Regions from separate parts of the Mus musculus genome. Here region 2 is linked to region 1. The links are chromatin contacts, found by Hi-C or POLR2A ChIA-PET in ENCODE. All regions are on one chromosome and are shown on one strand. Each heading gives the region's core, a stretch centred on a gene start or an enhancer-like site at or near the end of the contact. The rest is flanking DNA. Distances are from core to core; before and after follow the strand shown.

What was found. Hi-C counts contacts between places; a loop is a spot of excess contacts on that map. ChIA-PET counts read pairs that join two places held with the same protein, here RNA polymerase II (POLR2A).
Region 2: a map of T-helper 1 cell shows a loop between it and region 1 (4-fold over the local background). The contact joins the promoter of Isoc2a here to the promoter of Rdh13 in region 1. A Hi-C loop is called at or near these places in 2 of 37 maps with a recorded cell type or tissue (T-helper 1 cell and T-helper 17 cell). POLR2A ChIA-PET finds 5 or more read pairs at or near these places in 1 of 5 experiments (embryonic stem cell).

What each region holds. Positions count from the first base shown.
Region 1 is chr7:4,442,478-4,448,022 of GRCm38, forward strand. Rdh13 (retinol dehydrogenase 13 (all-trans and 9-cis)) reads right to left here and starts at 3,180. Exons shown (of 7, transcript NM_175372.4): 1 at 2,970-3,180; 2 at 1,726-1,844; 3 at 117-272. The coding sequence starts at 3,034.
Region 2 is chr7:4,873,895-4,879,439 of GRCm38, forward strand. Isoc2a (isochorismatase domain containing 2a) reads left to right here and starts at 3,159. Exons shown (of 6, transcript NM_001101598.1): 1 at 3,159-3,299.

The DNA.
Region 1 (5,545 bases), core at 1,930-4,429:
TAGCCAGCGGACGCCGTTGGCCAGCCTCTGCTCCAGAGCTTACAGGCTTTAGGTACCTCAGAGGCTAACCTGAAGCTACAAACCTTGGCTGGAAAAGTCAATGTCCTCTTGCCTACCTTTAATGACCTTCCTTGCAAACTCTCGGATGGACTTGAGGGAAGCCAAGTCTAGGCGTTCAGCACGTACGCGGGGATTCAAGGTCTCTCCTCGAATGTCCTTTGCAGCCACCTCGCACTTCTCCATGTCACGACAGGCCAGAATGACGTTGCCTCCTGGAACAGGAAAAGAGAACACACATCTGTCCAACAGAAATCAAAGCATACACTCACCTTAAACCTGCACACAGTGTTCTCAGTAACATAGTCAATAGCCAAAAGATGGGAACTCAATTACTCCCAGGCTTGGTGATGTAGACCTCGAATGGCAGTGACTCTGGAGGCTGAGGCAAGAGGATTGCAAGTTCAAGGCCTGCCTAGGTTACAAAGTATGTTCAAGACCTGCCTGGGCAACTTGGTAAGAACCTGTCTCAAAAAAGTCAAAACAGGGCTGAGGAGGTACTTCAGCAGCAGAGCACCTGCCTCGAATCCCCCAGTGAAGAACTGAGGGTGTGGCTCAGTGGTAGAGTCCACAATCCCCACATGAGAAGCTGGGGCATGGCTCAGTGGTAGACCACCTGCCTAGAATCCCCCAGTGAGGGGCTGGGGTGTGGCTCAGTAGTAAACCACCTGCCTAGCAAACAAGACACCGTGGGTTCAATCCTCAAAACACACACACACAAAATAGCAAATGTCCACCCACTAATCAATACATAAACCAACTGCAGTCTATCCAGGCCATAGCATACTCTTCAGCCATAACTGTAGTAATGTACTGACATATGACAAGGTGAATGGACCTGGAAACTCTACACTCAGTGAGTCAGACATTCATACATGCATTCATTTATATGCAATGTCCAGAATAGGTAAATCCACAAAGAGAAAGGATGCAGGTTTCCTGGAGCTAGGAGATTTGGGGGAAGAGGAGCTGTTATGAAAATATTCTAAAGGCGTGTGGGAAGACGAAAACATTCGAAGGACGTATGGAAATATGCTACTGTTGTTCTGAGAAATGCCACCAGAGGCTATCCTCTGTCCTCCACAAGGATGTGCACGCATATGCACATGTGTACCCACCTCCCCCCTATACACACAAAGCAAACATATCAAGATATGCAAATACTGAGGCTGGCAATTGGCTCAACAGGCCACAGCACTTACTGCTAAGTCTGAGGACCAGGGTTCAATGTCAGGACCTACAGAGCAGAAGGAGAAAACCAGCTTCCATGGTTGTCTACACAGATGGCAAACTCAGACCCACTCCAGCCCAACATACACACACTACATAATAAAAACAGGTTTGGTTTTGGATAGTTTTGAGAATGTGAATTATGTAGCTGTTGGGGTGTGTGTGTGTGTGTGTGTGTGTGTGTGGTGTCTGCCTTTATTCACTTAGCACAACATCCTGTAGAATCATCACACAGAAGCATGTCTGAATTCCTTTCCTTTTGAAAGCATAGTAATATTCCACTGTATGGATGAGCCGTATTCTGTTTATTTGTCTGCAAATTGACACCTGGAATGCTTCTGCCTTCGAGGTATTATAAACAAGGCTGCCATACACAACATTGTGCACACAACAGTGTGCACATAACTCTTCAAACCCCAGAGCAGGGGCTGCTCTTACCTCTTTTAGCCAGCTCCAAAGCAGTTTGTTTCCCGATGCCTGTGTTGGCTCCTGTCACGATAACAGTCTTCCCAGGTATGGTGGCCTTGCTGGGACAAGCCCCACCAGCGACATAGTCCCTGAAGGTGAGAAACAGCACAGTGAGTTCTGTCTGCCTCGTGCCTGCCTCAAGATTTATGAGCTGGGGCAAAGCACTCGTAAGCTCACATCCATCACCAAAGCACCCAAACACACGGGAGTCCTCGTCATGGCCTCAGAAAAGGATTATACGTTGGAACATCTCCAAGAGGTAACAATCATTTATTCATACTTTTATAAAAACAAAAGACAATAGCCAGAAGTGGTGGTACACACTTGCAAGCCCAGTACTCAGGAGGCAATGGCAGGAATACCAGGAATTTAAGGTCATCATCCTCGACTACAGAGCAAGCTCAAGGCCAGCCTAGGCTACATGCTGCCTTGTCTATAGATGGATGGATGGATAGACAGACAGACAGACAGAATGCATGACGTTGGAAGGAGCATGTGTCAGAAGGGGTCCATGGAAGTTGGAGAACAATGATTGGGAAGCGGGTGTGTATACATCAAGAAGCTGGAGAGATGTCTCAGCAGTAAGAGCACTGCTGCTCTTACAGAGGACCCAGGATCAGCTCCCAGCACCCCACACGGTGACTCACAATAACTCCAGTTCCACGGGATCTAACATCTTCTTTTAACCTCCGAAAGCATAGCATATGCATACATGCGGGGGGGGGGGGGGCGGGGAGGGAAACACCTCATGTAAGCTGTTAGCGGTGACAGACACGCATGTCCTTGGTCCCAGCACTCAGGAGGCAGAGGCAGATCTCTCGTGAATTCAAAATCAGCCTGGTCAATATAACGAGTTCCAGGCCAGCCAAGGCTTCATGGTGAGACCCAGTCTGAAAAACGCAAGGAAGGAAAGAAGGACGGGGGAGGAGAGGAAAGGGAAGAAAGGAAGGAAGGGGAGGCAAACAGGCTGGGCAAAGAGGAAAGGGTAGAGAAGGAGTGGTCCAGAGATAAAATGAGCACAAGATCCATGCTCCACCCCTTCTCCCTAGGTGACCTTGAAGAGGTGACCCGCCCTCCTCTCCCGGAAAAGCCATACTAGTGAGCGGGAAGAATTCGTCCGAGGACTTAGGACAAGGGATACTTCTCTGGCCTTGTTTGGCATTCCCCTGTCGCAAACCTACCACCAAGCGCGCAGAGAAGACGCGCAGACTCACTTGAGCAGCACGGTGCCGCCGATCACCGTGCCCACTACGGACACCGGCAGCAGAAAGCGGCTCATCCCAGGCTGGGGAAAAGGGTGTCCGTGGGTCTGCACTCCAGGCCACTCCGCGGACGAACGCGCTGCCCAGGAACCCACGTGCGCTCGAGTAGCGTGAACGTGGAATCACACAGCCACCAGAACCCGGCTATGGGGAGTGACCAGATGTGGAGGCGGGGCTTTAGGAAGTAGGCCCATGGCGCACTTAATGCTGGGAAACGTAGTTTCTGGAGATGGAATGCGGCCGAGGTTGACAGGCGTGTCAGCTACCAGATCAAATGTCATCACACTCAACCAATCCAAGGGCGTCCTGAAGTTCGGGAAGAAAAAGAGAGAGAGAGAGAGAGAGAGAGAGAAAGAGGGGGGGAGGGAGGGAGGGAGGGAGGGAGGGAGGGAGGAAGGAAGGAAGGAAGGAAGGAAGGAAGGAAGGAAGGAAGGAAAGAAGGAAGGAAAGAAGGAAGAAATAAAAAAAATAGTAGCTGGGTGGTAGTGGTGCTCGCGTTTAATCCCAGCATTACGGAGACAGGAGCAGGCAAACCCATAAGTTTGTGGCCAGCCTGTTCTACAGAGGGAGTTCTAGGAAGCCAGATCCATGCAGAAGAATACTATCTGGGAGGAAGAAAATAAATAAAGTAGATAGATAGATAGTTTGGTACCAAGCATTTCCATTTCCAGACATCGAGACCCTGTAGAATGAACCATGGTTTTTCTCCTCTAAATAATAGTTAATGGTAGCACTTTCTGTGTAGGCCTTGTGAAGGAGGGAAGAAGGCTGGGACCTGGACCCCTGGGTCTGAGGGAGGAGGGTGAAGTATAGATTCCTGAGTCTGAGGGAGAAGGGTAGGATTTGGACTCTTGTGTTTAAGAGTGGAAGTCTGGGGTGTGGGCTTTGGATCTGAGGGAGGAAACTGAGACCTGGACCATTGGATTTGAAGGAAAAGAAGGATACTGGCTTTAAAACAACAGTGAGATGGTGCATGGGGTAGAGACACTTGTCATACAAGCTTTGCAACTTGTGTTTGATTCCTAGAACATGGTGGAAAGATAAAATCAACTCCCAAAAGTTGTCCTCTGACCTTCCACCACGGCATGTATGTGTCCACACACTTATACACCAAAAGGAAAGAATAATATATTTAAAACATACTAAAGTGTTAGTGTCTAGAAGCAGGAGAGGAGGAAAGGAAGACAGACAGACAAACAGACGAACGGACAGAAGGAAGGAAGGAAGGAAGGAAGGAAGGAAGGAAGGAAGGAAGGAAGGAAGGAAGGAAAAGAAAGGAAGTTAGGAAAAAGGCTATAGACAGTGGACAAATACATCCTGTCACTAGAAAATGTCAGCACACTTGACACCTGTTTGTCTTCATGAAGGTGACAAGGAGATAAATATTTTTCAATTATCAGATTGGCAACATTATAATAAATATTCAGTGTTGGCAAGGATCAGGGGAAACTCCCTGTTGGTGGGAGTCAATTATCTGGTGTTCCTGAAAGTCTAGTCAGACACCTGTCACAGGATGATCCGTGTATACTATTGACCCAGACATTCCCTTTGTAAGAAGTTATACTTAGGAAATGATTGGTCATTCCAAAAGAAAAAAAGAACAACTGGCCTTAGTGTGCACTTGTGAGTGCTCACTCACAACTTCTTGCAACTTACTTAACACCTCTTGTGTTCCAAGCACAGCTACTGAATTCAATCCTTACCACACAGTTTCCCTGACAGTAACAGTAAAGGCTGATTCTCCTGGGACTGGAAAGGTAGGTCAGTGGCACTTGCTGCTGCTGCAGAGGACCCCAGCACCCAACAACCATGTCTAACTCCAGTTTCAGGGATTCAGACGCCCTCTTCTGGCCTTCCCAGGCACTGCACAAAAATGGCTCAGAGACAACTCAAGCAGGTACAACATTCACACATAAGATAAATAAATAACTTTTCATTTAAAAAGAGTGTTTTTCAAATGTCTGAGAGCCTTCATCTACCACAAATGTGAGGAGGTGTCCTAGTTAGGGTTACTATTGCTATGATAAAACACCATGACCAAAAGCGAGTTGGGGAGGAAGAGGATAATTAGAAAGGATTACAGGCTGTGATCCAGCTAGTCCAACAATGGCTGTCTACCAATGACCAAAGAATTCAGTAGTTGTTCAGTCCAAGAGGCTGGTCTTCAGTGTGTACCAGAATCCTGAAGAATGACACTCCAATGACAGTGAAACAATGGACTTGGAAAGACCGTGGTTGGAAAATTGGCACCTGGAGTTGGGTGTTGCTGTGACAGACCTGACCATGTGTTTCAGGGAGGATTGTGAAAGAACCTTGGAACTCTGGGCCTTTGAGTGTTGAGAGCTTAGTGGGCTGCTCTGTGGAAGCTTAGAAGATAAGAATGTTGAGAGCACACCAGCCAGCAGCACTCCTTCACGGCCTCTGCATCAGCTCCTCCCTCCCGGTTCCTGCCCCGTTTGAGTTCCTGTCTTGACTTCCTATGATGATGAACATGATATGGACATGTAAGTCAATAAATCCTTTCTTCT
Region 2 (5,545 bases), core at 1,909-4,408, 430 kb after region 1:
TCCTTTCTCTGTGATAACTCCAGCCTGTGTCAAGTTGACACCCAAAACCAGCCAGTACACTATGTCACCACGATCACCACCAACATGACAATAATCAGTATTATGTCATGGCCATCACCATTATCACCACCATACCCCTGCACCCTGTCACCATCATTAGTACCACCACCATCATTGCCATCACTCTAGTGGAATGCTGTCCTTTGAGTCTAGCAGCCACTGCCATATTCGTCGGAGTGGCTGTGGCCACTCCTGGAAGCTGATTGACATTGTGTTCAGCGGTGCTCCCATGCAGAAGGAGGTGAGAGGACTGTTAGACACTCCTCTGAGTTTCCAACCACTTGTTCCCGTGCGTCCGTCTTAGTTGTAGTTCTGCCACAGCTTCACGTTGTCTTGCGGTCTCAGGAGATGGCAGAGTATACCCATGGAAGGTAGTGTAAAGAGGAGGGGTTGGAGAGATGGCTCAGTGGTGAAGAGCACGGGTGGCTCTCCCAAAGGACCTAGGTTCAATTCCCAGCACCCACATGGCAGCTCACACCTGTCTGTAACTCCATTTCCAGGGGACCTGACGCCCTCACACCAGTGCACATAAGAATGAAAGTCATCCTTGGTGCTTAGTGAGACTTTGACAGTGGTGAGGCTGTTTCGGGATCACGCAAGCTCCTTTAAGTGATTCCTCCCTCTGCTCTACAAGTAGGTCCAGCAATCTCATTGATTTGCCAAGTTGAATCTTCTTGTTATGCAGTCTTGCTTTGGAACCCTATGTGGGGAAGGGGAGCAAGTGTTCATGTCCTACCCAATAAAAATATGCAGTATGCTGGGATTAAAGTTGTGCATCACTGTTCCCAGAGACTGAATCACCAACCACAGACTGGGCACTGGCTGGGCCTAGGCCCTCTGCACATATGTACCATACAAAAAGCTTGTCCCTCATGCGGATCCCCCAACAACTGGAGTGGGGGCTTCCCTGAGCCTGTTACCTGCCTGCCTGTGGATCTTGTACCCCTAAATGGACCACCTTAGCTGGCCTCAGTGGGAGAGGATGCACCTAGTCCCACAGCAGCTTGGTGTGCAGGGAGGGGGAGCTAGTGAGGGATGACACGGTGCGGGGGTGGGGGTCTCCTTCCAAAAGAGAAGGGGAAGATGGAATGGGGGGAGGACTTGCTTGAGGGGTTACTGGGAGGAGGGGGCTGATATTGGGATGTTAAATCAATAAATAAATTGACTTAAAAATAATCTTAAAGCCGGGCGGTGGTGGCGTACGCCTTTAATCCCAGCACTCGGGAGGCAGAGGTAGACGGATTTCTGAGTTCAAGGCCAGCCTGGTTTACAGAGTTGAGTTCCAGGACAGCCAGGGCTACACAGAGAAACCCTGTCTCGAAACTCCCCCCCCCAAAAAAAATCTTAAAAGAGTTAATTGGGCCACTTTTTACCTCCTGCTAGCCCATACATAGAGCAGTGGTCCTCAGCCTTCTTAATGCTACAACCATTTAATATAGTTCATCATGTTGTGGTGATCCCCAACCATAAAATTATTTTCATTGCTACTTCATAAATGTACTTCTCTCCTGTTATGATTTGTAATGTAAATATCTGGTTTGCAGAATATCTGACATGTAACCCCAGTGGAAAGGTCACTGACTCCTCCCCAAAGGGGTTTCGACCCACGGGTTGAGAATCACTGCCCTAGAGACAGCCTCTGGAACTTTCATTGACTTTGCTCAGTGTTGAGTTCTGGGGCCTAGTATACAGTAGTTATACAATAAATGCATGCCAGTAGTGCTGGAACCTAGCCTTGGGGCCTCCTGCCATCTACTCTGAAAATCTGGCTATATAGGAACCTCCAGCAGTAGGGCCTCCAGTTGTGGGGACCAGGTGTCCCTGGGCTGCAGCCCCAGGGAATGTATAAACAGAAGTCTCACTGCGTACAGATCTCAGGGCCCAGTTGAGAGACCCCGAGGGACTGCACGGGCTCTAGGATGCACGGCTGAATGTTCTGAAGTAGAAATACAGATCAGAGCACACTCCTCAAGTGTGCAAAGGACTGGATGGCTGACGGTTCCAGAATGAGAGGTCACCCTGGGAGTGCGGGTGAGCCCTAACACCGTGCTTGTCTTATGGGGTAGATGGGTAGACTCCGGAGCCTGTAGCTTGCTGGTTAAGAACTGATACAGAAAGACAAAGTGCAGACAAGAGGGGAGGGTGCTCGTTGGGCGTCTCCTACATGACCAATTAAAACATAACTGGGCCTGAATATAAAACAGACAGTGTATGGGTGCAGAGGCAGAGGAAAGTGCCTGGAGATAGATAGCCAATTAGGGGAACAAAAGCCTCTTTAGCAAGGCGAGACTAGGCAGAGTCAACCTCAGCGATGAATGTTGAGGGCTTTTAAATGGAGACTTGGGAGGGGGTTGCATTGGCTGGAAAGAGAGGGATCCTGTCTCTGAGAGGGGTGCCAGTACCTCCAGGCCACAGGTCAATCACTTCACCTCCAGGCTCACACCCTACTCCAGAGCTCCCTCCAGAGGGGTGAAATTGAGGCCCAAATGACTCCTGGGAACAGGAAGCCTGGCCTCTGTAGAATCCATGGAATCCTGAGATTCATCAATGGCATGCCTGCTTGTATCTACTTAATTTTTCCCATCTATTTATTCTGTGGTGTGTGTGTTTCTGTCTTTGCATACGTGCCTGCGCCACATCAGGTCTGCAGAGGTCAGAAGACAAGTTGCAGGACTCAGTTCTCTTCTTCCAAAATAAGGGTTCTAGAGATTTCTACAGAAATCAGGTCCAGACCTTGCTGAACCCTGCAAGCCAGTCTTTTAGTGGGGTTCAGGGAGCAGGCTTTCAGTGTGTAGCCCACGATGGTGCAGGTACCTTTAGCTCAGATAAGAAAGGCAGGTTGTAACTGTGAGGCGCAGCAATAATACAAGGTGCAACCTGATAACCTCTACCTTCATTCCCAGTTAGAATCTGAGCTCTCAGCAGAGGCCGCCTCTCAAGCCCTCATCGGCTCTTCATTGGTTCTGTGCGCTATCTCTCCACCCCTTAGGCTTCTGCGGACCAATCAGATTCTCATGACTGACCCGCCTTAGCCGCCCCTCCCCCTTACAGGGCGCAGCCGAGGCGCGAGCTGATTGGCCTGCTCGGGAGGGAGGGGTAGACACGTAAGGGGAGCAGACCTCGTGTCCAAAGTGGGCAAAACGGTGACCCAGCCCGGAACTAGTGACAGTCCAGTGGGGGAGAGTGCGCTGAAGGGACCTAGTGGAGGGACTTGCTGCACTCGAACCTGGTACCGCCGGGTAAGTCCAACTGCCCGTCCTTACAGACGGAGGAAACGGAAGGTTTGCGGGGTGTCCAGCTGAGGAGGGGCTCCAGTTGGTCTCAGGATGGATCATCAGGGAGGAACTTCAAGCTTCTCCAGAGCTAAGTTTTGTATCAGCCCCAGGAGTGGGCGATTCTCACGCCCATTTCTTCCAAGAAGAAAAGCGTCCCAGAGACACAGAGCTTAGAAATCTGGGTTCCTGTAGTGGTGTGCAGTAACCACTTGCCCAATTAAGCAACCTCATCCCCAGTCTGTCCGCAGGAGGTCACTTACCCCAGCCTAAGACAGGTTTCCTTTACTGAGCTGAGGCCTCCTTCCAGGACCCCCACGATGTCCCGAAATCTCTCTGCAGTCTAGACACCCTCTTCACTTTTCACACGCGCGTCCCACCTCCACTCTTTCATTGTCTCCCTTAGATTGGTTATTTTCTGTCCCAGCTCTCACCCAGGTTCCGTTTCGTCTGCAGATCATACCTAGCTGGCCTGAACTTTTTCTTTCTTTTTTATTCTCTCAGATACTACATCTCGACTGCAGTTTCCCCTCCTCCCTCCCTCCCCAACAGCCCTCCTTCCCTCCACTGCTCTTTCTTTTCCGAAAAGGGCATGCCTGCCCTCAGACGCCAACCAAACATAGCACATCAAATTGCAGTAAGACTGTGCACCTCCCCTAGTATTAAGTCTGGAGAAGGCCGCTCAGGATGAGGAAAGGGTCCCAAAAGCAGGAAAGAGTCAGAGACAGCCCCTCTCCCACTGTTAGGAGTTCCACTAGAAGACCAAGCTGCACAACCCAAACACATATGTAGAGGGCCTATATCAATCCCGTGCAGGCTCCCTGGTTGCTGGTTCAGTCCCTGTGAGCCCCTATGAGCCCAGGTTAGTTGATTCTGTGGGTTGTCTTGTTGTCTTTGACCTCTCTGACTCCTGCAATCTCCCCCTCTTTTCTGCAGGACTCCCCAAGTTCTTCCTAATGTTTTGATTGTGGTTCTCTTCATCTCTTTCCATAAGTTGCTGGATAAAGTGTCTCTGATGACAGTTGGGCCAAGCACCAATCTATACCATTAGGCATCTCAATTTTAAAAAAAATATTTATTGCTGCCAGGAGTGTTTGGTTCTATCCTAGGTCTCTGGGCTATCTAGCCTCCCAGGTAGTGGGTTGGGCTCCCTCTGGTGGCTTGGGTCTCCAGCTGGGCCAGTCATTGGCTGGCTACTCCCACCATTTCTGGGCCACCTTTACCCCAACACATCTTGTGAGCAGGACAAGTTGTAGGTCAGAGGTTTTGTGGCTGGGTTGGTATCCTAATCCCTCCACTGGAAGTCTTGCCTGATTACAGGAGATGGCTGGTTCAGGCTCCATATCCCCCCTGTCTTAGTTAGGGTTTTACTGCTGTGAACAGACACCATGACCAAGGCAAATCTTTTTTTTTTCCCCATTTTTATTAGGTATTTAGCTCATTTACACTTCCAATGCTATACCAAAAGTCCCCCATACCCACCCACCCCCGACCAAGGCAAATCTTATAAAAAACCAACATTTAATTGGGGCTGGCTTACAGGTTCATAGGTTAAGTCCATTACCTTCAAGGTGGGAGAATGGCAGTATCCAGGCAGGCATGGTGCAGGCAGAACTGAGAGTTCTACATCTTCATTCAAAGGCTGCTAGTGGAAGACTGACTTCCAGGCAACTAGGGTGAGGATCTTATACCCACACCCACAGTGACACACCCATTCCAACCAGGTCACACCTATTCCAACAAGGCCACACCTTCAGATGGTGCCACTCCCTGGTCCAAGGATATACAAACCATCACATTCCACTCCCTGGTCCCCATAGACTTGTTCAAAAACATGAGTCTATGGGGGCCATACTTAAACATAGCATAATGCAAAATGCATTTAGTCCAACTTTCAAAGTCCTCATAGTCTATAGCAGTCGCAACAATGTTAAAATTCCAAAGTTCAAGGTCTCTTCTGAGATTCATTCAACTTAATTAACTGTAATCCCCAAAGCAAGGCAGGAAGCCAGCTGGGCAAACTCCAAACTCTGCATCTCCATGGCTGATGTCAAAGCAGTCTTCAGATCTCTACTCCTTTTTCACCTTTGTTGACTGCAGCAAACTGCTTTCTCCTGGGCTGGTTCCACTCCCTGTTAGCAGCTTTCCTCAGCATGTATCCCATGGCTCTGGCATCTTTAACATCTTTGAGTCTCCACAGCAATTTCAATGTT